Regions from separate parts of the Homo sapiens genome. Here all the other regions are linked to region 2. The links are chromatin contacts, found by Hi-C or POLR2A ChIA-PET in ENCODE. All regions are on one chromosome and are shown on one strand. Each heading gives the region's core, a stretch centred on a gene start or an enhancer-like site at or near the end of the contact. The rest is flanking DNA. Distances are from core to core; before and after follow the strand shown. Region 1 holds the start of RSPH6A (radial spoke head 6 homolog A). Region 2 holds the start of RTN2 (reticulon 2). Region 3 holds the start of GEMIN7 (gem nuclear organelle associated protein 7). Region 4 holds the start of RELB (RELB proto-oncogene, NF-kB subunit). Region 5 holds the start of MYPOP (Myb related transcription factor, partner of profilin).

What was found. A loop is a pair of places that touch in the nucleus more often than their neighbours do. ChIA-PET counts read pairs that join two places held with the same protein, here RNA polymerase II (POLR2A). Pooled maps may share reads with other maps.
Region 1: a loop to region 2 is called in a pooled map, with 2.8 times the contacts of the local background. The contact joins the promoter of RSPH6A here to the promoter of RTN2 in region 2. A Hi-C loop is called at or near these places in 1 of 168 maps with a recorded cell type or tissue (CD8-positive, alpha-beta T cell) and 1 of 50 pooled maps. POLR2A ChIA-PET finds 5 or more read pairs at or near these places in 1 of 52 experiments (WTC11).
Region 3: a loop to region 2 is called in a pooled map, with 4 times the contacts of the local background. The contact joins the promoter of GEMIN7 here to the promoter of RTN2 in region 2. A Hi-C loop is called at or near these places in 3 of 37 single-sample maps with no recorded cell type and 9 of 50 pooled maps. POLR2A ChIA-PET finds 5 or more read pairs at or near these places in 2 of 52 experiments (HEK293T and WTC11).
Region 4: a map of CD8-positive, alpha-beta T cell shows a loop between it and region 2 (10-fold over the local background). The contact joins the promoter of RELB here to the promoter of RTN2 in region 2. A Hi-C loop is called at or near these places in 3 of 168 maps with a recorded cell type or tissue (CD8-positive, alpha-beta T cell, ascending aorta and naive thymus-derived CD4-positive, alpha-beta T cell), 2 of 37 single-sample maps with no recorded cell type and 13 of 50 pooled maps. POLR2A ChIA-PET finds 5 or more read pairs at or near these places in 2 of 52 experiments (activated B cell and activated T-cell).
Region 5: a pooled map shows a loop between it and region 2 (8-fold over the local background). The contact joins the promoter of MYPOP here to the promoter of RTN2 in region 2. A Hi-C loop is called at or near these places in 7 of 50 pooled maps. POLR2A ChIA-PET finds 5 or more read pairs at or near these places in 2 of 52 experiments (H1 and PC-9).

Annotation. Positions count from the first base shown.
Region 1 is chr19:45,812,281-45,817,175 of GRCh38, forward strand. It overlaps RSPH6A (radial spoke head 6 homolog A), which reads right to left and starts at 3,028. Exons shown (of 6, transcript NM_030785.4): 1 at 2,247-3,028. The coding sequence starts at 2,896. It overlaps SYMPK (symplekin scaffold protein), which reads right to left. Exons shown (of 27, transcript NM_004819.3): 24 at 4,518-4,694; 25 at 4,202-4,297; 26 at 3,571-3,903; 27 at 3,130-3,417. The coding sequence ends at 3,280. RefSeq lists an enhancer at 4,702-4,771.
Region 2 is chr19:45,495,572-45,500,541 of GRCh38, forward strand. It overlaps RTN2 (reticulon 2), which reads right to left and starts at 1,476. Exons shown (of 11, transcript NM_005619.5): 1 at 1,221-1,476. The coding sequence starts at 1,254. PPM1N (protein phosphatase, Mg2+/Mn2+ dependent 1N (putative)) reads left to right here and starts at 2,872. Exons shown (of 5, transcript NM_001080401.2): 1 at 2,872-3,840; 2 at 4,378-4,495; 3 at 4,885-4,970. The coding sequence starts at 2,902. RefSeq lists silencers at 1,375-1,684, 3,100-3,169.
Region 3 is chr19:45,076,178-45,080,509 of GRCh38, forward strand. GEMIN7 (gem nuclear organelle associated protein 7) reads left to right here and starts at 3,083. Exons shown (of 3, transcript NM_024707.3): 1 at 3,083-3,200; 2 at 3,730-3,852. It overlaps ZNF296 (zinc finger protein 296), which reads right to left and starts at 301. Exons shown (of 3, transcript NM_145288.3): 1 at 1-301. The coding sequence starts at 196. RefSeq lists silencers at 88-497, 2,901-3,160 and an enhancer at 3,330-4,097.
Region 4 is chr19:44,998,004-45,002,736 of GRCh38, forward strand. RELB (RELB proto-oncogene, NF-kB subunit) reads left to right here and starts at 3,461. Exons shown (of 12, transcript NM_006509.4): 1 at 3,461-3,682. The coding sequence starts at 3,577. RefSeq lists silencers at 3,285-3,694, 4,015-4,294.
Region 5 is chr19:45,899,197-45,904,169 of GRCh38, forward strand. MYPOP (Myb related transcription factor, partner of profilin) reads right to left here and starts at 3,417. Exons shown (of 3, transcript NM_001012643.4): 1 at 3,374-3,417; 2 at 2,079-2,629. The coding sequence starts at 2,577. RefSeq lists enhancers at 3,180-3,229, 3,660-3,769 and silencers at 3,420-3,469, 4,030-4,109.

The sequences.
Region 1 (4,895 bases), core at 1,778-4,277, 320 kb after region 2:
GTTTTGCCATGTTGCCCAGGCTGGTCTCAAACTCCTGGACTCAAGTGATCTGCCTGCCTCAGCCTCCCCAACTGCTGGGATTACAGGCGTGAGCCACCAGGCCCGGCCACAGTCAGCCTTTGAAACCAAGTTGGTCTGATTTCCAAGCATGTATGTGTCACCTTTTGCTTTGCGGAAGCTGTTTTGTTGGCAGTCTTGGGTGTGGTGTTGGGCCATCATGGAAGTTGGGAAGGGTAAGAAGAGGTGAGACTTTGGCTAGGGCTTCTCAGGAAGAGAGCCTGAAGCTCTGAAGAGCTGGCACTTGGGGAATAGCCAGAGGTTAATTCTGACTAGATTCTAGGATCCGAGGAAGGAGCAGGTAGTGACTAGAAATCAAGTTTGGTCAGCGGCCAGGGGCTGAACCACGTAAGGCCTTTTGTTTGTTGGTTTGTTTGAGACAGAGTCTCGCTCTGTTGCTCAGGCTGGAGTGCACTGGCACGATCTTGGCTCACTGCAGCCTCTGCCTCCCGGTTCAAGTGATTCTCCTGCCTCAGCCTCCCGAGTAGCTGAGATCACAGGCGTGTGCCACCACGCCTGGCTAACTTTTTGTATTTTTAGTAGAGACAGGGTTTTGCCATGTTGGCCAGGCTGGTCTTGAACTCCTGACTTCGAGTTATCTGTCTGCCTCAGCCTCCCAAAGTGCTGGGATCACAGGCATGAGCAAGGCCTTATATGTCTCAGGCCAGGAGCCTTGAAGGTTGTGGTGAGGAGTCTGAGCTTCCCCCTGTGGGCAATGGGGAGCCATAGCAGGTTCTGAGCATTGGAGGGACACGGCCAGCTTTGTGCTTTAATAAGAACCATTACTTCATCAACCTCATTTCTCCCGCTCTCCCTCTTCCTCCCTTGGTTCCAGACACACCAGCCCCTCCTTACTGCTCCTCAAAAACAGCAAGCCTCAGAGCCTTTGCATTTGCAGTGTGCTCTGCCTGGCTCACTCTTCCTCCGGTCATCTGCAAGATGCTCTCCCTCGACTCCTTCAGGGCCCTAATCAAATGTCACCTCCTTGGACAGGCCTTCACTGACCCACACAATTTATTTTTTTGAGATGGAGTCTCGCTCTGTTGCCCAGGCTGGAGTGCAGTGGCACGATCTCGGCTCACTGCAACCTCTGCCGCCCGGGTTCAAGTGATTCTCCTGCCTCAACCTCCCGAGGAGCTGGGATTACAGGCCCATGCTACCATGCCCTGATAATTTTTGTATTTTTTAGTAGAGACAGGGTTTCGCCATGTTGGCAAGGCTGGTCTCGAACTCCTGACCTCAGGTGATCCGCCCGTCTTGGCCTCCTCAAGTGCTGGGATAACAGGCGTGAGCCACCGCACCTGGTTGGACCCCCACTATTTCATGTGTTCCCTAGCCCTCTTAGCCTCCCTTATTTTTCACCTGAGTCCTTAGCTTCAGTTTATCACTTTTTCTGTTTCTTGTCCACTCTCCTAGAATGAGAGCATCCTGGGTATCTAATGGAGGCTGAGAGCAGTGTTTTGTGACTGTAGCTAAGTGGCTTTGGCAAGTATCTTCCTCAGGCAGGGAGGTTTAGTTGCAGGATAAGAGGGTCTCAGGAGGGCTGGGCACGGTGGTTCATGCCTGCAATCCTAGCACTTTGGGAGGCTGAGATGGGCGGATCACTTGAGGTCGAGTTTGAGACTAGCCTGGGCAACATGGTGAAATCTTGCCTCTACTAAAAATACAAAAATTAGCTGGGTGAAGTGGAGCGCGCCTGTAACCCCAACTACTCGGGAGGCTGAAGCAGAAGAATCACTTGAACTTGGGAAGGAGAGGTTGCCCTAAGCCAAGACCACGCCACTGTGCTCCAGCCTGGGTGACAGGGTGAGACTATGTCTGGGGGAAAAAAAAAGCAAGAGGGCTTGGGGAGCCAAATCACGTGTTCTGGAATCCTGACTCTGCCATATCCTAGCTGTGTAGTTTTGGGTAAGCGACCCAACTTCTCTGTGTCTCGGTCTCCTCCTCTGTAAAGTAGGATGAGCTGATGTGCTCATCTCCGGTGAGAATTAGGTGAGTGTGTGCAGTGCCAGCACATGTCTGGGAAGTGAATGCTAGCTGTTGTTGGCATTGATTCCGACTCAGCTGAATTAGAGTCACTGGTTTTCCATGAGGGATGATCCCTTGTCTGACTGACTGAGGCAGGCACTTCGGGTGGGGCCCCTCCCTGCCTGGGTCCCCCACCCGCCCCACTCCTAGCCCCTGCTCACAGGCTGAGGTCGCAATTGATGCTGGTCTGCAGCAGGTAGGCCTTGGCGTTCTGCACGGCCAGCTCCAGAGGCTCGGGCTCAGGCACCTGGGCACTGTAGTGTGGGAAGCCCAGCTCAGAGGGCAAGAACTGAAGGGCAGGGTCATCCCTTATGTAAGGCCCGTGCTGGGCACCTTCAGAGAACTGGTCTGTCTGGTAGAGGTTGAACTGGCCCAAGGGGTTGACTGGGGGCTCCTGGAAGGTGGGGTCCAGTTGCTGGAACAGGCTGCTTTGGCCCTGCTGGAGCCGCTGCAGCATTAGGCTGGTGGTGAGCTCGGCGACCTGCATCCTGCTTTCATCAGAGTAAGGCTGAGGCTGGAACTCTGAGGGAAAGCCCGTGTTCACAGATGGGTACTCCATGCCACCCAGCCGGGCTTCCTCAGCCTGGAAGACCTGGGGCATCAGCAAGTTCTCCTGTTGGGACAGGCTGCCCCTCTGTGACCAACCAGGGGCGTTTCGCTGGGCGTCTGGAGGTATCTGCTGCCTCTCCTCGGGGTCCGCTGCCAGGGCCTGAGCTTGGTCCCGACTGTGCCGCCTCTGGGAGGCCTGAGAAGTCCTCCGGCCCGGAGGCTGCTGGGCAGGGCGCTCAGGGTAGGGCGGCAGGTCTCCCATGGTTCGCCAGGAGGCACAGATCTCTAGGAGAAAGGCTTGCAGACAAGGAGGCCAAGCGAGAGCCACCTGTCGACACCGCCGGTTTCTGAGCACCGAGAGAGGGGGCCGTTACCCGTGGAGGGCGCGGGGAGCGGGCCAGGGTGGGTTCCGCGCAGGCTCTGGGCGCGCACTCCCGATCCCGCGCAGCCCCACGGTGGACGTCGCGCCAGACTCGAGACGGCACCCGCGCCCCAGGCCCGCCATCCCTTTTTTTTTTTCTTTTCAGTAACTTGCCCAAGTTCACATCTTTTATTTCTTTTTAAGGCAAAGCACCCGCAGGTCAAGCCCCGCCCCGTCCCCCAGCCCCGAGTCCCTGTCCCACCCCCTTTCCCCCTCGAGCCCCGTCAGCTGTTCCCCTTGGCCTCGGGTTCCCTGGCGTCCTCGGCAGCCGGGCTGGGAGTCTTCATAGCATCTTCTCCAACAGGTGCGAGGGTCTGGGGGCTCCGCTCCTCCTTCAAGGTCAGCCCGCCCGCTGCCGTCTCCTGGTGACCGGGGAAGGAAAGGGCAGCCGGGTGGAGGGCGCGGTCACCTCCACGCTCCCCTTCAGGCCCTGCCCCCTGATGGCCCCTCCTCCCCCACCTTCACCCCGGCCCAGATCCGGCTTCTTCCTTCGCAGCGGAGGCTGCTCTCCCTACCTTGGGTAGGGGGCCCTCGAGACTAGAGTCCAACAGCGCGGCCTCGGTCAGCCCCGAGTCGTCATCCATGCTGATGAAGATGCCCGGGGTCTCGCACTCAGGCCCCTCCTCCCGGAAATCCATGGCTTCCTCAGACGGGGGCGGGCCTGGCCGGGCCGACGGAGAGGGAGAGGGGGAGGAAGAGGAGGGGGCTCCCACTCCTCCCGGCTTCAGCTTCTGTTCCTCCTCCAGCTGCCGCTTTAAGGCCTTCTCCTGGGCCAGTCGCAGGCCGATGAGGTCCTGAGGGGGCCGGGGTGCTGGGGCCGGGGCCAAGGTCAGGGGCTCCAGATCATCCTGGGGATAGGGAGGGCCACACAGAAGCTCAGAGGTGGGTGGCTCAGAGGACGGCCGGAAAGAGAAGGAACCACCCTGAGGTGGTCTTTGAGTTCTTCACCAAGAGCATGGGGAGGAAGGGGCAGTTGTCCCCCAGACCCCCAACTCCCAGCAGGAGCATCCCCTGGGAGACGGGTGGCCCAGAGGCAGGGGTGGCCTGAGTCTCTCGGGGTCAGGAGGAGGCCATGGTGAGCCTTGCTGGCTTGGGGTAGGGGGTGGGAGTCTGGGGATCCAGATGGGTGGGCTGCAGGGCCCTCACCTCCTCCAAGGGCCCCGCAGGCGCCTCCTTGGCCTCTGGCTCCTGCTTGCCGCTGGCCTCCAAGATGGTCATGATGGAGTTAGGGATGTGAGCTTGCTGGGTGGAGAGCAGGAAGGGGGCGCTGGGGGCAGCTCTGGCACAGAGACCCCATTTGCACACCTCAGGTCCGGGGGCCCTAACCCTCCAGAACTCCCAGCAGTGCAGGGCCTTCTTGTGTCCGCCTCCATCCAGTCCCCACCAACCAGAGGGACCCAGGGGGCCGCCCACCGCACACCCTGGGTGGGGGGAAAGGGTACCTGGTGGGGGGAAGGGGTACCTGGTGGGGGGTGAAGGAGCGGACATGGGCCAGCAGGGGCTCCCGGAGCTCTGGGCACTTGTCAAAGACGGCTCCCAGCTGCTGGGGCGGCAGCTGCAGGATGACCTGGAAGCTCTGGGGCTTTGTGCGCTGGCAGCACTTGATGAAGCCCTCCCACACCTTGGGGTACTTCCACACCTGAACCAGGGAGGGAGGGAGCCGTCGGGAGAGGCACACAGGCATCCCCCCGAGCCTTGACACTGGGAGAAAGACCTTGCCAAGACCATGCCCAAATCCCACCATCCAAGATTCCTCTGGATGGGCAACAAGCAGCCCCGACCTCCCTCCAGAGGCCTTTGTCTTCCCGATCCAGGCGGCTGGACCACGAGGGCAACTTGG
Region 2 (4,970 bases), core at 226-2,725:
GGGAAGAGAAAGTGAAGGGGTGCTGTTTCTCATAGGGTGGTCAAGAAGGCTTCTCTGATAAGATGACGTTTGAGCAGAGATCTGAAGGAAGTGAGGAAGCCATGCAGATGTTCAGGGACGTCTTCCAGGTAGAGAAGAAAGCCAGTGCAAAGGCCCTGAGCCAGGCACCATGCTTGGCATCTGAGGAACTGAGAGGTGCGAAGATATGACTGGAGAAGAGTGACTGAGGAGGAGAGGAGTGGGAGGTGAGAACAGAGAGGTAAGGGCGGTGGGGAGAGACAGACGAGGTGGTCCTCCCTTTGTAATCTGAAGTTAACGACAAGATCATAGAATGTTGGGATGATACTCGAAAATGCTGAAATCACCAATTCTTAGAATTTTGGCATCTGGACACGCGAGACATGGAAATGGCTAGATCTAAGGGTGTTGAAATCCCCAGCTGTCAGAACCCCCATGTGTGGGACAGAGAACGGTAGACATGGACTGTTATAGCTGTGAGCTCAGAGATTGTGAGGCTAGGCGTTTTCAGCTGGGAATCCAGCCCCTTAGAGCTAGTTCAGAGCTTTGCACATAGATGATGCTCAATGCGGTTTGGAAATTGAAATCTGACGCCCTGTGCCCTCACCTCGTTTCCTCAGCTGGGGAATAGGAGGCCTGGAATGGTGTGGGTCTTCCCCAGGATTACCATTAACCAGTGGTAAAGACCGCTAAGAACCCATGAGTCCTTGCCCCCAAACCACGGATGGCTGTTTTCCCGGGACAGGGTTGGACAGTTTGGGCGAGGTCGGGGCTGCCTCTTGGACAGAAAACGGGGATGGGATGCGAAGGCAAGTGATTGGGAGCCAGACCCCTGTTTTCCATCCTGGCTCTACCCTCCGTTCAACCCCCTCCCCGCCAGCTGCGGCCAGCACCAGAGCCAGGGGACAGCTCCCCGCGCGCGTCCTCGCTCCCGGGCGGGGCCGGGCGGTACGTCCCAGAGCGCAGCGCGCCCCCCGCCTGCTGTCTCAGTGCCCCCTCACCTCCGCCCTGTTTCGTCCAGGTCCTCCGGGTCAGGCTACCCCCGTCGCCGCCAGAGCGCGGGGGAGGGGAGAGCTTCCTTTGTCTCCTATGCCTCCTCCCCCCATCCCGGCTCTCCTGCGGGCAAGCGCCGAGGGGACACCGGGGAGTACCCCACCTGAACCTCTGGGGCCCACACCAGGCCCCAGTCTTCCTCTACTCACTGCAGTGGGCGAAGACCGGCAGGACCTGCCCCATGGCCCCCCTCGGGCCTGCATCGGGACCCCCGCCCACTCCGGCTGTGCCGCCCTGGGCCCGGGGTCGCGGGCGCTCATCTCCGCCGCGCCCACGACGCCGCTGCCATTCTCGCCGCCTCCTCCTCCCGGGCTGCTCCAGCCGCCGCCGCCGCCGCCGCCGCCGCCGCCGCCCTGGTGCTCGGCTCGGCGGGGGCGGGCGGGGCCGAGGTGGGGAAGGCACTGCAGCGCGCGGCCGGGGGCGGGGCCAGAAGACGGGCGGGGCGGTACCAGAGGGAGGGTGAGGGGCGGGGAAACGCCGAGGATCAGGCGGAGGGGCGTGGCCTTCTTACTAAAGGGGCGGAACCAAGAGGGTGGGCTACGGAGCCAGGAAGGAGGGGAAAGCGGCCTGAAGGGCGGGGCCTAGATCGCAGAGGGCGCAGCCTTTAGGGGAAGAGGGAAGGAGGCCTGGAGTCTGGCGAGGGACTTGGGAGAGGATGGTGAACGAGCCACGGCAGAGAGGATGAGAGCGTGGATCCCTGGGTGGGTTGGGGTGGTGCTCGGGGTGCCATTGAGGAGGGGGTGGAAAGATTCTAATGCTCTGAGGTAGGGTCCGAGCCTAGATTTGCAGAGGGAGCGAGAAAGGGGGCCGAATGAAACGATTCAGAAACTTTTGGGGCACGCGGAGGAGCTCAAACGTGGGCAGGGCTAAAGCAACAGGGAATTATTCAAATATAACTGGGTGGGGTCGGATTCCAGGCGATTCCAGGTCTGCGAAAATTAGAAGGGTCTGGAGCTGTGTGCCTGAATCCTGGATGGGCGGGGCCTGGAAGAGAAAATAAGCGAAGCCCCAGAGGGGAGGGGTCGAACTAAAAACAGTAAAGAAAAAAAAAATATGTATATATATATATATATATATATATATATATATATATATATATCTTTTTGAGACAGGGTCTCGCTCTGTTGCCCAGGCTGGAGTGCAGTGATACGATCACGGCTCACTGCAGCCTCGACCTCCCGGGCTCAGGTGATCCTCCCACCTAAGCCTCCTGAGTAGCTGGGATCACAGGTGTGTTCCACCGCGCCTGGCTAAATGTTAATTTTTGTAGAGACGGGGTCTCGCTATGTTTCCCAGGCTGGTCTCAAACTCCTGGGCTTAAGCGATCCGCCTGCCTCGGCCTCCCTAAGTGCTGGGGTTATAGGCGTGAGCCACCGCGCCCGGCCAAGTATGGTATTTACAGGTTTTGAGGCTGGGGGCTGTACCACTGAGGTGGGAGGAGCTTGGACTGAGTGTTGTGTTGAGAACACAGATTCTAGAATTAGTTTCCCTGGAACACCGGTTACTTCTGTGACTCTGTTTCTTCTTCCATATGTAAACTGGAGATGATGATGTATAACAGTGTGTGACACATTAGTACTATGTAATAGTTTGCCACTGGTACAGTATTATCTTTTTTCTTTTTTTTTCCTGATTCAGATCCCAAACCCCGCTTTGTAGGTGCAGGAAACAGGAGACCCAGAAGTGTAATTCCTTCTAGTGACCCGCCTAAAGAGCAGGTCAAAGGACAGGAAGGAGATTTAGATGGTTTAAAATCTCACAGCGGAGGGGATTAATGGAGGGGGCGGGCAGGTGTACAGGGTGGAGCCTTCCTGATCCCAGGGCTGAAGGATGGCGGTCCTGGCCCGCCAGCTGCAGCGTCTCCTCTGGACCGCTTGCAAGAAAAAGGAGAGGGAGAAGGAGGGGAGGGAGGAAGAGGAGGAGGAGGAGGCGGGGCGCAGGGCCCCCGAAGGGCCTCGGTCTCTGTTGACAGCGCCGCGCCGCGCCCAGCGGCCGCACGGGGGTGCCGAGGCGTCTGGGGGCCTGCGCTTCGGGGCGAGCGCAGCGCAAGGCTGGCGCGCGCGCATGGAGGATGCTCACTGCACTTGGCTTTCGTTACCTGGTCTGCCCCCGGGCTGGGCCTTGTTTGCCGTCCTCGACGGCCACGGTGGGGCTCGAGCTGCCCGCTTCGGTGCACGCCATTTGCCAGGCCATGTGCTCCAGGAGCTGGGCCCGGAGCCTAGCGAGCCCGAGGGCGTGCGCGAGGCGCTGCGCCGAGCCTTCTTGAGCGCCGACGAGCGCCTGCGCTCCCTCTGGCCCCGCGTGGAAACGGGCGGCTGCACGGCCGTGGTGTTGCTGGTCTCCCCGCGGTTTCTGTACCTGGCGCACTGCGGTGACTCCCGCGCGGTGCTGAGCCGCGCTGGCGCCGTGGCCTTCAGCACAGAGGACCACCGGCCCCTTCGACCCCGGGAACGCGAGCGCATCCACGCCGCTGGCGGCACCATCCGCCGCCGCCGCGTCGAGGGCTCTCTGGCCGTGTCGCGAGCGTTGGGCGACTTTACCTACAAGGAGGCTCCGGGGAGGCCCCCCGAGCTACAGCTCGTTTCTGCGGAGCCAGAGGTGGCCGCACTGGCACGCCAGGCTGAGGACGAGTTCATGCTCCTGGCCTCTGATGGCGTCTGGGACACTGTGTCTGGTGCTGCCCTGGCGGGACTGGTGGCTTCACGCCTCCGCTTGGGCCTGGCCCCAGAGCTTCTCTGCGCGCAGCTGTTGGACACGTGTCTGTGCAAGGTCCTGGGGGCGTGGCGTGGTACCTTTGGGGCTTGGTGCAGCAGAGGGAGAGAGCCTCGGGGTTTTGGGGAGGAGGGCTTTGATAGAGAGGCAAGAGTAAAGCTAGCAAAGGAGGGGATAGGACTCAAGCGAAGGGCGTGGCCTGAAGTGGGCAGGGCCAAAATACAGGGGCGGAGCCTGAGGGATGCTTTGAGGCACGGGAGAGTTAGTGGAAGGGACTTAAGAGAAAGGGCGTGGTCTTTTGGAAAGGGGCGATTCTGGGTCGTAGGAGCCGGGCCGGAAGTATTGATTAGTGCTGGAAGGTGGAAGAGCAGGTAAACATCAGAGCGGGCGGAGCTTTAGGGAAAAGGCATTGTTCTCTCAATTGGGAGCGCCTAGGACCGGGTTTGGTCCCAGTAAGAGAGGATTGGCAGGTGGGTGGGACGCGAAAGAAATGGGCATAAGTAGAATGAAGTGGGGGACTTGAACCTGGGGATTGTTGGGAAGCTCTGCCTTGGACTCTCCCCCACCGGGCTCCTTTTTCTCCACCGGCTTCAGGGCAGCCTGGACAACATGACCTGCATCCTGGTCTGCTTCCCTGGGGCCCCTAGGCCTTCTGAGGAGGCGATCAGGAGGGAGCTAGCACTGGACGCAGCCCTGGGCTGCAGAATCGCTGGTGAGCAGACTCTGGGGGCCCAGCTGGAGGGGTGGTTGGCCAGTGAAGGCTGTGCCATAACTTTTTCTTTTTTTCTTTTTTTTTTTGAGATGGAGTCTTGCTCTGTCTCCTAGGCTGGAGTGCAGTGGCGTGATCTTGGCTCACTGCAACCTCTGCCTTCCGGGTTCAAGCGATTCTCCTGCCTCAGCCTCCTGAGTAGCTGGGATTACAGGCATGCACAATCACACCCAGCTAATTTTTGTATTGTTAGTATAGACGGGGTTTCACGATGTTGTCCAGGCTGGTCTCGAACCCCTGGCCTCAAGTGATCCGCCCGCCTTGGTCTCCCAAAGTGCTGGGATTACAGGCGTGCGCCACTGTGCCCAGCCTAACTCTTGACTCTTTCTCAGAACTGTGTGCCTCTGCTCAGAAGCCCCCCAGCCTGAACACAGTTTTCAGGACTCTGGCCTCAGAGGACATCCCAGATTTACCTCCT
Region 3 (4,332 bases), core at 1,833-4,332, 420 kb before region 2:
GTTCGCCGCCGAACCGCCCCGCCGAGGACACCTCCTTCGGGGAGAAGGGCCCCAGCCTTGGGGCCTGTTGGGGCTGCGCGTCTGGCTCGGGCTTGAGTTCGATGACGAGGTCCTGCATTTCCATCTCGTCGTCTGGGTTGGCGGCGGGCGCGGGCTCTACTCGGCGGGGCGCGCTGCCGGCCTTGCGGCGGGACATGAGTCGCGGGCCGGGCGAGCGAGCGGGCGGGCAGGCAGGCAGGCGGGCGGGCGGAGGACGCACGAGCGGAGGACGCGCGGACCGTGCGCGCTCAGGTGAGTGACTGCGGCGACCCGCCGCGAACTCTTACACGTGCTGGCCGGGCCCGTGGCTCCGCCTACCAGGGCGGGGCTCATGGGAGGGGACCGAGCCGCCCTGCTGGGGCCCTGACGGCGGCCTAACTCAATCTAGGCAGTGTCCCGTGCGTTTGGCTTAGTGACCAAATTTAATCACACCGAGTTCCCACAAGGCATTGAAACAGCTATCCCTGATCCCGTTTTAGGGCGGGTGAAACTGAGACACGGCATGCCCACACGCACCCCCAAGCGAGAAAAATAGTCGGTCACGTTTCTTATTAGGTGCCTGATAGTAATCTGGGCTATTTCATTAAATGCATTACAATAAAAATTCATTTTGCAAGCATTCACTGAGTGCCTCCTGTGCGCCAGGCTCTGTTTGAAGCCCTGAGAATACAGGAGGGAATAAACAGAAGATAATCTTTGTTTGCACGGAGTTCAGACGGTGGGGGAAGACACTATAAACATAATTACGTAAAATATAGATGGCCCTTCATGATGACCAGTGCCATGGAGCAAAAGAAAGCTGGAAAGGCGGAGAGGGTTACTGGGGTTGAGGGATTCAATTTTCTCCCCTATGATGGGAAAGGGCATGGTGGAGCTGAGGCTGGAGGGAAGGAAGCCCAGCCAGTGGGCCTGGGCATTGAGGAATTACAAGGAAAGGGAGAGGCAATACGGGTTGGGGATTGAGTTCAGTGAAAATATGGGGGCAGATCCAAGCAATCTTTTGATCGCTTTAAGGTCTTTTGGTTTTCCTGAGACCGGAGCCTTAGGAGGGTTTTGAGCAGAGGAGGACTGTAATCATACACATCGACTCTGTTCCTAGACCAGAAGTCGCCATTAAAACCAAATAGCCAAGCAGCTCACCTGCCTCCACTCCGCCTCCTTGAACTTCCCTCCCCTAAGCAGTTCTGTCTGCTCACTGTTTGAAGTGGCATCGACACCCTGCCCCACCCTCAATCCCTGATGAGTATTCTTTTCTTCCTGGCACCGACTGCACGACAGTATAGAACGGCTTGTGGACTGTCCTCTCCCCCACCCAATGCAAGCCCCCTGAGGTCAGGGCAAGAACCTGTCCTCCCCCAGCTGTCCTCAGCCCAGATGCTGATTTCAGATGCTGATCTCTTGGAGTTCTGCACATTGTTATTCAGGTCTGGGTTCCATTGTCCTCCTGAGAGCAGAGGGCCCTGACCAACAGTATCTAAAGTAGCCCCACCCTGCTGAAGGCCTTGCAAATTACACTCCATGACCTCCATCTGTCCCCAGTTCCCTCTTGGATCTCACTTTCTCCATCTGTCAAAGGAGGTAGGGCAGGTTGGAACTAGAGGGTTATCTGAGGTGGTTTCTTCTTCACTGCCGCCTCCTCTGATCACCCTTTTTTTTTTTGTAATTTTTAATTTTTCAAAAAAAATTATTTTTAAATAGAGACAGGGACTCGCTTTGTTGCCCTGGTTGGTCTGAAACTCTTGGCTTGAAGCGCTCCTCCTGCTTCAGCATCCCAAAGTGCTGAGATTACAGGTGTGAGACACTGCACTCAGCCTCAGACCACCCAATTTTAAGTTCCATGGCAACCCAGCCACCCACTATCCCATTGCCCTTATTTTACTCTTTTTTTTTTTTTTTTTTTTTGAGATGGAGTTTCACTCTTGTTGCCCAGGCTGGAGTGCAGTGGCACGACCTCAGCTCACTGCAACCTCCGCCTCCCGGGTTCAAGTGATTCTCCTGCCTGAGCCTCCGGAGTAGCTGGGATTACAGATGCCCGGCTAATTTTTCTATTTTTAGTAGAGACAGGGTTTCACCATGTTGGCCAGGCTGGTCTCGAACTCCTGACCTCAGGTGATCCACCCGCCTCAGCCTCCCAAAGTGCTGGAATTACAGGCGTGAGCCACCGTGCCCGGCCTATTTTATTCTTTATACATCACTTTGATCAAACCCTGAAGGATCTTGTTTACATATTTGCTCATTTTACCCTATTCTGTCCCTTCTACCCCCACTAGAACGTAGGTTCTAGGAGGCAGGATGGGAGTCTGTCTTGTTCATAAATACAACCCCTACTCGTTCATAGTTAAGTCAACAAATATTTATTGCGCACCTACTATGTGTCTGATGATATTCTTTCAACAGATATTTGCAGAGCACCAAATTGTGTACCTGGCACTAGGCCTTGGTGATCTAGTGGAAAGCAAAGGCCCACAGGATCCCTGCGTAAAGAGGACCCCGCAAGGAGAAAGTGAATTCTGACTGGGCCTGGAATAGGGAGGTTCATATTCCCCATTCAAGGCCTCAGTTTCCCCCTTTGTAAAATGGGACTGCAGGGAGAGCTGGAGGACAAAATGACCGCCTCTGATCCAGCCCAGCTACTTTCTTAGTATGCGGCATCTGAAACCATGATCTCCAGGTTTCCTGTAGAGGAGCGGGGGTTCCCACTGGAAGCAAGGGGTTAGGAGTGGGTATGTGTAGGGGGATGGGGATGCAAAGACCGAGCTCTGCCCTTAACCCAGCAGGGAGGAAGTCTTCCCCTCTCTGAACCTCAGTTTCTTCCTGCCTAAAATGGGCATCCCAGACGCCCCCAACTCGCAGGCAGGAAGATCGGTCCCAAGTGCCCCGCAAAGCCGCGGGCCAGGTGGCGACCCGGGCTGTGCTGGCTTCCAAGCCTGCGAGCCAGCCCGCGACCACGTGGGGCAGTGGCGGCGGCGCGGGCGGAACCCAGGCTCCGCGGCTTGCGGCCTGCCCGGGCCTCTGCAGCGGGGGCGCCGGCGGAAGTGGGGACACCAGTAGCCGCGGACCTCGGTGAGTACAAGGTGGTGGGGGGTCGCCAGCAGGTTCCCTCTCCCCGGCCCCAGCTCTGGACGCTCACCCCAGTGCAACGCCCTGAGTGACGGAAAGAGGTAGGACCGCGCCTGCAGCGCCGGCTGGAGGGACGTTCTGGTCCCCAGACGCTCCTATCAGGGACTGTTTGATCCCGATCGCCGGCAGCGGGAATGCCCCACGCGGGTGGGGTGAGGAGAAGGGAGAAGGAGAAAAACTTCCCCTCCGGAAAATAATAAATGGCCACGATAACAGAAGCATCGGTGGCAGTCATCCCGCTTTACCTGGAGCGGAATCGCTCGCTCAGTCTGAGCCTGGAGGTGGGAAGAAGGTCCAGTCCGAACGCCCAGGGCGGTGTGGGGAGTGGACGCCTGGGGGCCGGGAGGACCTACTTAGTATAAGAAAAGGAGAGCAATGGGTGGTCAGGGCGGAATTGAAAGGAAACTGACCGGCCCCAGGGGAGAAGGGGAGGGGAGAGATTCTGTGCTTGGGGTTCTGACCCTCTCGGGTGGCCCCATTTAGCTAATTTGCATCAAGATTCAGCAGCCGATGATGTCTGTATGTGTGTGTGTGTCTGTGGACACGTCAACACCTTGGTTAATTAATTAGGTCTGGCGGCTTCTCTGTTGACAACTCAGCTGGTTCCACACCCTGGCAATTGTGAAGAGTTGGCCAAATGTTTGTCCACTGAGCTGATCTCCTCTCTGGAGCACCGGGGCCACCAGGAGGGAGGTCTGTGAAACCCCTGCCCCTGCCATTGACCTAAGTGTTGGGCTCTTGAATCTAACAGACTAGTTTTTCAAGTCGTGGGGGATGGGCTTGGGCATTTTTCCCTGAAACCTTCGGAAATCCTTGCCTTGGAGACTGAAAGGATAAAGGCCTCTGGGGCCAGGTCACCAGGGACAATGGATAACGCCTGCCTCTACCCTCCTGGGCACACCCTGTGTGATCTTTCTTAAACCAGTTTCTTATCAGGTCACACCTTGGCTCCACAGTCTGCCTTTCTACATGGGGCACGGGTGAGGACCAGAGTTTGCTCCCTCTTCCTCCACCCTCCAGCTTGCACCAAGGAAATGATTTTTTTTTTTTTTTTTTTGAAACAGAGTCTCACTCTGTGGCCCAGGCTGGGGTGCAGAGGCGTGATCTCCGCTCACTGCAACCTCCGTCTCCCTGGTTCAAGGGATTCTCCTGCCTCAGCCTCCTGCGTAGCTG
Region 4 (4,733 bases), core at 2,211-4,710, 500 kb before region 2:
TGGAGCTGCTATTTGTCATCCTTATCATAAGCCAAGCACTAGTGTAAGTGCTGCATGTGGTTGGCTTCATCCATTACATTTAATATTATTCAGTGTCCTCGTCACCTTACTGGTCCATCACTCTGCCCTCATCTCTACCCCTTTCCTGTCAGTCACTCTGCACCAGCCTTCTTGCTATTCCTTAAGCATGCCATGCATGTTCCTACCACAGGGCCTTTGCACGTGCTAGCCCCTGTGCTTTGAACACTCTCCCCCAGATATCCACATGAATCCCTCACCTCCTTTGACTCCCTGTTCAAATGGCACCTCTCAGACCCTGATCTTCCTAACCCAAACTATCTTCCGAACTCCTTCTCGTTATCCTGCTCTATCCTGTAATACTGCCATCACCATCAGACATAATATTTGCTTATCTGTTTTCCATCTGTCTCCTCACTTGGATTTCCTTGATGGCAAGGGCTTTTTGTCTGCTGTGTGCCTTGCTATGTCCCTAGCTTTTAGAGCAGTGCCTGACACTGTTACGCTGTGTGTAATAACTGTAAATTGAAGAGCCAGGCACAGTGGCTCACGCCTGTAATCCCAGCGCTTTGGGAGGTTCGGGCAGAAGGATCACTTGAGGCTAGGAGGTCAAGATCAGCCTGGGCAACAGCAAAATCCCATGTCTTAAATAAAAGAAAGAAGACCGGGTGTGGTGGCTCACGCCTGTAATCCCAGCACTTTGGGAGGCCAAGGCAGGCGGATCACGAGGTCAGGAGATTGAGACCATCCTGGCTAACACGGTGAAACCCTGTCTCTACTAAAACTACAAAAAATTAGCCAGGCATGGTGGCGGGCGCCTGTAGTCCCAGCTACTCGGGAGGCTGAGGAGCAGAATGGCGTGAACCCGGGAGTAGGAGCTTGCAGTGAGCCGAGATCGCGCCACTGCACTCCAGCCTGGGTGGCAGAGGAAGACTCCATCTCAACAAAAAAAAAAAAAGAAAGAAATAGGGCTGGGCACAGTGGCTCACGACTGTAATCCCAGCACTTTGGGAGGCCAAGACAGGCGGATCACCTGAGGTCAGGAGTTCAAGACCAGCCTGGACAACATGGTGAAACCCCATCTCTACTAAAAAAAAAAAAAAAAAAAGAAAGAAAGAAATGTAGTCCCAGCACTTTGGGAGGCTGAGGTAGGCAGCTCGCTTGAATCCAGGAGTTTGAGACCAGCTTGGGCAACATGGTGAAACCTCATCTCTGCTAAAAACACAAAAATTAGGCCAGGCATGGTGGCGCACACCTGTGGTCCCAGCTCACCAGCTGTGTGGCCTCAGGCAACTGACTTCATCTCTCTGAGCTTCAGTTTCCCGTCTGTAAAGTGGGTCTAATAATAGGACGGTCATGAGTATTAAATAAAATGATGTTAATAGTTAGTTGCCCTTTGGCCAGGTGCACTGGCTCAGCCTAAGCAACAGATCCTCTCTCTACAAAAATAGAAAACAGGCTGGGCGCAGTGGCTCATGCCTGTAGTCCCAGCTACTTGGGAAGCTGAGGCAGGAGAATCGCTTGAACCCGGGAGGCAGAGATTGCAGTGAGCTGAGATCGCACCACTGCACTGCAGCCTGGGTGACAGAGCGAGACTCCATCTCTCAAAAAAAAAAAGAAAGAAAAGAAAAGAAAACATTAGCCGGATGCGGTGGTGTGTGCCTGTAGTCCCAGCTACTCTGGAGGCTGAGGTGAGAGGATCCCCTTAGTCCAGGAGGTTGAGGCTGTGGTGAACCATGTTCCTGCCACTGCACTCCAACCTCGGTGACAGAGTGACACCCTGCCTCAAAAAAAAAAAAAAAGTTCACATTTGTATATAGCACCCACATGTGCCAGGCCCTGTTCTAAGAATTTTGTGTTTTAAATATTTGTGTCTATTAATTTGTGTGACCTTGGAGAAATTAATTTTGCCGGGTTTCAGTTTTCTCATCTGCTATGTGGGGATCAATAACACCATATACTTCACACAATTGTTGTGAACATTCAACTTACAGAGTTATTTCTTTTTCTTTTTGAGACAAGGTCTCACTCTGTCACCCAGGCTGGAGTGCAATAGCGTCATCACAGCTCACTGCAGCCTCAACCTCCCAGGCTCAAGCAATCCTCCTGCCTCGGCCTCCCAAAGTATTGGGGTTACAGGTGTGAGCCACCGTGCCTAGCCAGAACACCCAAATTTTATACAAGCAAAGGAAAGACAACAAACCCTGCATCTGTGGTCTGAGAGCGCCTGGCATCCAACTTAGAACCTAATAGATCACCTAGTCGTTCTCAGGAATATGAGAGGCTTAGGAATGTGATCTAGCCAAATGGCTGCCCCTCTTTCAGCCTGAGTCCCTTCTGCAATAATCCTATCATATGCTTCTGGCGCTGGTGATAGGGATGAGCTCAGGGTTTAGGCACACAGCTCAGGATGTATACGGAGGCTACACTGCTGCCATTCGCAGACTGAATAACTGAGCTTTTGAGCTCAAAGTGGTCTGGGCTATTTATGGGTAACTTTCAGGGGCTGCAGGGAGGAACAAACCAATAAATAAAACATCCATGCATTCATCCAATAAACTTTTTTTTTTTTGAGATGGGAGTCTCGCTCTGTTGCCCAGGCTGGAGTGCAGTGGCACGATCTCAGCTCACTGCAACCTCCGCCTCCCAGGTTCAAGCTATTCTCCTGCCTCAGCCTCCGGAGTAGCTGGCATTACAGGCGCACACCAACACGCCCAGCTAATTTTTGTATTTTTAGTAGAGATGGGATTTCACCATGTCGGTCAGGCTGGTCTCGAAATCCTGACCTCGTGATGTGCCTGCCTCGGCCTCCCAAAGTGCTGAGATTACAGGCATGAACCACCGCGCCCGGCCTCCAATAAACATTTATTGGGCACCTACGGTGTTCCAGGCGCTGGTCTAGGCGTTGGGGTTACAACAACGCACAAAACATAAATTCTGAAGCTGACACGCTAGCTTTAAACGTTCCTTAAATATCTTCATCCTCAATTTACGGTTGAGGAAACTGAGGTGTAGCGAGACCTTGGAGGTTTCCGAAATATTATTATGGATGGCAGGTGTAGAGCCCTGCCAACCTCTCGATCCTGAAGCTCCCCTTCCAGCCTGAGAAACGGCAGGTTCAAGTCCCACTGGGAGACCAAAGCGGGGAGCGGCTCAGTTTGCCGGCTTGCTCAATGGGTAAGGCGTGATGGCTCTAAGCAGGCCTCAGTTGTCTCGTCCAGAGCAATGGGCAGCGACGCCTGCCCAACCCCTCCTGAGCGCCCAGCCTCCCTTTCCCGGCCGGCCCCGCCCCCGCGATCACGTGACGCGTGGGGGTTTTCCCGTTCCCCAGGCGTGACGTCACGGCGGGGTGCAGACCAATGGGCGCGCAGGCCGGCGGCGCCGGGGAATTCCGCCGCCCCGCCCCCGCCCGCCGCCCGCCCGGCCCGGCCCCGCGCCCCGCGCAGCCCCGGGCGCCGCGCGTCCTGCCCGGCCTGCGGCCCCAGCCCTTGCGCCGCTCGTCCGACCCGCGATCGTCCACCAGACCGTGCCTCCCGGCCGCCCGGCCGGCCCGCGTGCATGCTTCGGTCTGGGCCAGCCTCTGGGCCGTCCGTCCCCACTGGCCGGGCCATGCCGAGTCGCCGCGTCGCCAGACCGCCGGCTGCGCCGGAGCTGGGGGCCTTAGGTAAGCGGGGCTGGGGTTCAGGAGAGGGGTCTGGGGCGGGGCTGGAGATGCGGGGATTCTGGCGGTCCCGGAGTAGTCTGGGGGTTCCTATGGGAGTCTAAGGGTTTCGCGGGGGCAGAGTGAGGGTTCCTGAGACACTGTATTAGGGCGTAGGAAGAAGGCAGAGGGTGATGAGGGGGTACGGCCCGAGGTTCGAGCGAGGCGTCCCGCTGTAGAGTGAGAGGGGGCGGGGCCTGACCCTGAGGCAAAGAAGGGGGCGTGGCCTGACTCAGAGAAGGCGGAGCGAAAGCTGCTCTTGGGCGGTATCGGGGCGGGGCCGGGCCCAGAGAGGGAGAAGAGGGGCGGGATCCGACCCGGACTATGAGAAGAGGGCCGGGCCTGACTCAAAAAAGGAAGCAGGGCCCTACGCTGAGGGGTGAGGGGGCGGGGCCTGGCCGTGAGGGCAGGAAGGGGGCGGGGCCTGAGTTGGCCGAAAGAAGGGGAAGGGGCGGGGCCTGACTCTGGCCGAGTGGAGGGGAAGGGCCTGTTACCCAAAAAAGCAGGGCGGGGCCCGACACAGAGAATGAGGAGGGGGTGGGGCTTGCCTCCAGACGGAGAAGCGGAGCCTTGACATTGAAAAAATTAAAAGTGGTCTGACCCTGACAGGAGGATGTTTTTTTTTGTTTGTTTTTTGTTTTTTTCTTTTGAGATGGAGTCTCGCTCTGTCGCCCAGGCTGGAGTGCAGTGGCACGATCTAGGCTCACTGCAACCTCTGCCTCCCGGGCTCAAGCAGTTCTCCTGCCTCAGCCCCCCGAGTAGCTGGAATTACAGGTGCCCGCCACCACACCCGGCTAATTTTTGTAGTTTTACTAGAGACGGGGTTTCACCATGCTGGTCAGACTGGCCTCGAACTTCTGACCTCAGGTGATCCGCACGCCTCGGCCTCTCAAAGTGCTGGGATTACAGGTGTGAGCCCTTGTGCCCAGCGGGATGGGGACTTTTTAAACTGAGATTGAGATGGGGTCCCCTCCAGGCCCAACTTTAAGGGAGAAAAGGAGCGGGCCCTGAGTGT
Region 5 (4,973 bases), core at 2,167-4,666, 410 kb after region 2:
GCCTGGGCAATAAGAGCAAAACTCAGTCTCAAACAAACAAACAAACAAGCAAACAAAAAAAGAATGTCGGTTCCATAAGGGAAGGGGATTTTGTCTTTTTCTCTACATTATTCCCTGCACCTACCACAGCGTCTGCCTTGGATGAGGTTCTCAATATATATTTGCTAAACGAGTGAATGAAGTGGTAACAAGTTTCTGAAAAAATAAGTTGGCCATCTCTGCTCTGGTCCTATGGGGCCATCTCACAGATGGAAACACTGAGGTTTGATTCAAGGTTTGAGAACAAGGGTCCCATGTGATTGTGTCACCTTCCTGCTTAGGAGATTTTCATGCCTCCTGAATGCCCTCAAGAGCAAGTCCAGGCCGGGCGTGGTGGCTCAGGCCTGTAATCCCAGCACTTTGGGAGGCCGAGGTGGGTGGATCACCTGAGGTCGGGAGTTCCAGACCAGCCTGGTCAACATGGTGAAATCCCATCTCTACTAAAAATACAAAAATTACCTGGGCATGGTGGCAGGCACCTGTAATCCCAGCTACTCAGGAGGCTGAGGCAGGAGAATCACTTGAACCTGGGGAGGCGGAGGTTGCAGCAAGCCAAGATTTCGCCACTGCACTCCAGCCTGGGCAACAGAGCAAGACTCCGTCTCAAAACAAAAAACAAAACAAAAAAAATAGTAAGTCCAAATTCCTGACCTTGACTTCCAAGCCACGTGTAATCTAATTCTGGCACACTCATTAACTCCTGGTCAATATTAACTCTTGTTATTGCTGGGCAATCTTGCTCAGTGGTTAAGTGCCATGGACTGGGGGTTGGACGCACACTTATGCTTGAGTCCTGACTCTGTCACTTACTTGCTGTGTGACCTTGGGTGGGTGAATGAACCTCTCTGAATCACATAATCTTGAACTGTCTTGTTTGATCATGCCCATGTTCCTCCCCTTCTCCAAACTCTTCAGTGGCTTCTCATAGCAGTCAGGATAAAATCCAAACTCCTCACCTTGGCCTAAAGGCCCAGTATGGTCTGGCCTTTGCTGACCTCTCTGAACTCATCTCAAAATGTTACTTTTCTTCAACCTTTCCACTCTACACTCTTTTCCCCGCAACTTCTTTTAGTTTCCCAAACTGGCCAAGCTTTCTTGCCTCCAAGCCATTGTACATGCTGTTCCCTCTACCAAAAATACTTTCCCAGTTCTTCATTCTTACTCTTTGCATCTCAGCTCTGATGTCCCCTCCTCCAGGAAGCCCTCCTGGACCACCCCCCCCCCCACCGAAATCAGAAACCCTCTCTGGGCTCCCACAGTCCCTGGGATCCCCTACCCCAGCCCTGCTCCCTCAAGTCATCACCGTCTTCCCCACCCCCCTACTAGACTGGCTCAGTCATCCATGTGTCCCCAACCTCATCGAGCATGGGGCAGGTGCTCAGGGAACGGCTGTAGAAGAAATAATCCAGAATCAAGGCTAAGCAGGAAGTTTCTGTAGTCAGCTCTCCACACCTCTATCCAAGGCATGACCTTGGGAAAATTACCAAACATGTCTGAGTCTTTTATTTATGAAATAGTGAAATAGTATGCATCTTACCGCATTGATGATTCTATCAAGAACTAACAATGAGAGTTGAGGAGGTGCTGAACTAAGCAACTTACCCATATTAGCTCATTTAATCTTCACAGCAACGCTTTGAGGTGCAGACTATTTTTATCTCCATTTTACAGATGCAGCAACTGAAGTACAGTAACTTACTCAGATGACACAGTTCAGTGGCAAAGTTGTGATCGGAGCCCAGGCAGCCTGCCTCCAGAGTCACTACTCGACACTGCATTTAATGAAATCCTGCCTGTGCTGATGACCCCAGGTGTGGACCTGAGTCAGGCCTCCTAAATCTGGTTCCATTCCTGGCTCTTGACAGTTACTAGCTATCGGAACTGAGGCAAGTCATTTCATTTTTCTGAGCTTCAGTTTCCCTAGCTATAAAATGGGGCGAAGGACAGCATCCACCTCACAGGGCTGCAGCAAGGCTTTGATGAGACATGTAAAAGGCTTGCAACAGCGCAGGCACACAGCCTACTCTGAAGACACTCACCTGCACGTCGGTCCTCCCGGCGGTCTTCCGACAACACGTAGCGCTGAGGGCAGGCGCTTGGGGGCGGCGGCTGTGAAGAGGGGGCCGCAGGGGGCTCCTCCGCCCCAGCACCTGCCCCCGGCGCCGCCACACCTGGCCCCAGGATGGCAAAAATGGTCTCCTCTTCCGCGGAGAAAGCGTCCTCCGCGGCGGGCCCGGCGCCCTGCGTGGAGTGCGGCACGCGAGCGAGCTTCTCCTTGGTGCGGCGCTTGAAGTCGTTCCAGCGCTTCTGCACCTCCTGGCCCGTGCGCTTCCAGCTGGTGATACCGTTGATCTTGGCGGCGATGCCGTCCCACACGCGCCGCCGCTCTGCCACGCTCACCCGACGGCTCTGCGCGCCGTAGAGCTGCGGGTAGTGGGCGCGCACCTCGCGGATCAGGATCTGGTTCTCTTCGAATGAGAAGCGCGGCTTGCGCAACCGGGTGGTTTCCTCCGCTTCGCCCGCCGCCGCCGAGGCCATGGCGCCCCCCGACGCCGCCGTCCTGCCGTCTGGCGCATGGGGGGCGCCGGCGCTGCGGGCAAAGGGCGCACGGGGCTGGCTGGGGTTCGGGGTCCCCCCGCCGCCGCCTCTCCCAGACCGCCGGGCCGAGAGCTCCTTAGTCCCCGGGGGCAGGAGTGGGGGCGGGGGGCGGGCGGGGGCGACGGGCACCCGGGTAAGTCGGAAGCGCCTAAGAGTAGCTGACACCGGCTGAGCGCTTGGCTCGGACTTCGCGCGGCGCGAAGTGCCACGCTGAAGAGTTGATAGAAATTGGGGGAGGGTCTGGAGGGATGGAAGGAAAGGAGGAAAAGTGCGAGGAGAGGAGGTGTCTGCAGGAGTTAGAGAATGGGGGCACGGGAGGATAGGAAATGGAGGGAGGATGGGGGTGCCTCGGGGGGGTCTTAGATGCATGAAGATAAGGAGATGCGGAAGGGGGGATGCAGCAAGAAGGGGGGAATCTGGAGCAGAGGAGGCGCTCTAGGGGCTCTAGGGGGCAACGGGGCGTCTGTAAGACCGATATGAGAAGGGCCCTTAGAGGGATGTCCAGGAATAATGGTGAGGTGGGAGCTCCTGTATCACTGGAAGAGCTGGAACGATCAAATATTAGGGATCAGGGTCTGCGAGGATTGTGGGGGCTCTGGGGATTGCCAGAAATTAAGGGGAGCTCTGGAAATAACGGGGGTCCCGTATCACAAGGAGACAACGGAGGCTACGGGGGACGGCAGGGAGAGCGAAGGTCGCGGAGGGTGGGGACCGAGTCGGGCCACGGGTCACTCACCGGCTCCGCCGCAGCCGCCGGTGGGTCAGGGCTCGGGCTTCTGCGGCCTGTTCCCACCCCCCGCCTCCCTCCCTCCCCTCTTTCGGCCCCGCCTCCGGCCGCCCCGCATGCCAAGGCGCAGGCGCGCCCAGGGCCAGTCGGCCCCAATGCCCTTACCGCCAGGGTTTCATTCCCACCTACCCCAGCACAGCGCAGGCGCAGAACTGCGCTCCGCCGAGCCCCACCAGCAGGCCGCAACTGCGCAGCCGCAACGTTAGCGCCGCGCGGGTACCCCAGCTTCCTGGGGCCACAACGGCGCACGCGCAAAAACTCCATCGCGCGCATGCGCGTGCCTCGGGTTGTACCCGGTACCGGGTCTCGGCGCAGGCGTTGCGAGCTTGGATGGGAGAGATGCTGGGAGCGCGCCAGTACCCAACCTTTCGGACAGTCTTCCAGCCCACCCTGCCCTCTAACCAAAGGGGAGGGAGACAGCGCTGAAGGGAAGCGCTTTGTCTCCTTGACAACTGTGTGGGTGGGGTGGAGGCGTGAGGAAACCGCTTTGCCTCCTGGCTTGCCCGCCCCTGCGCTGGGCCGCTCCAGAGCTTCCCACCTCGCACCCCTAGAGGCTGGGCGTCCTGGGGATGTCCCGCCCCGGGCGGATGCAGTAACCATAGCGACCCACAAGCCTTCCAGTCACGCCTTGGGGGCCCCTCTGTGCGCACCTTTACCTCGAGGAGCGGGGAAAATAAGAGGGAAGAGCTTCCTGGCTGGTAGGAAGGGAGATCCTGACGCCGGCACGACTTTAAGCAAGTGCATGGAGACAGGAATGAAGCCAGAACGCAGGTGGGGTGAGCCGCATGGCAGGATGATGGAGCTCAGTCCGGCTGAGAAGTGTGTTCGTTAGCATCCTGCAGGAGTCCTCAAGGTCATTCGACAATTGGTGCTTCATTCATCGACTCAATAAATATACATGAGCACTTACACAGTTCCTGGTACAATGAACATAAAAGCTAAAATCCGTAGCCTGGGCCGGGCGCGGTGGAGCTCACGCCTGTAATCCCAGCACTTTGGGAAGCCAAGGCGGGCGGATTACCTGAGGTCAGGGGTTCGAGACAAGCCTGGCCAACACAGTGAAACCCCATCTCTACTGAAAATACAAAAACTAGCTGGGCATGGTGGTGCATGCCTGTAATCCCAGCTACTCGGGAGGCTGAGGCACGAGAATCGCTTAACCCCGGGAGGCAGAGGTTGCAGTGAGCTGAGATTGCACCACTGCACTCCACCTGGACGACAGAGTGAGACTCCGTCTCAAAAAAAAAAAAAAAAAAAATACATGCCTGTAGTCCCAGCTACTTGGGAGGCTGAGGCGGGAGGATCGCTTGAGCCCAGGAGTTGCAGGCTGCAGTGAGCTATGATCAGGCCACTGCTCTCCAGCTTGGGCAACAGAGTAAGACCCTGTCTCAAAAGAAGAGAGAGAGAAAAAAAAGGCCCCTCTGCCTGCTGTGTGGAGGGTGGGTGGGAGGGAGCAAGACTACTGGGTAGAGTCAAAAAAAGTCATGAGCAGGGGTAAGAAAAGGATTAGGAAAGCGAGGGGAGACTAAACTAAGACAGGGACAGTGTC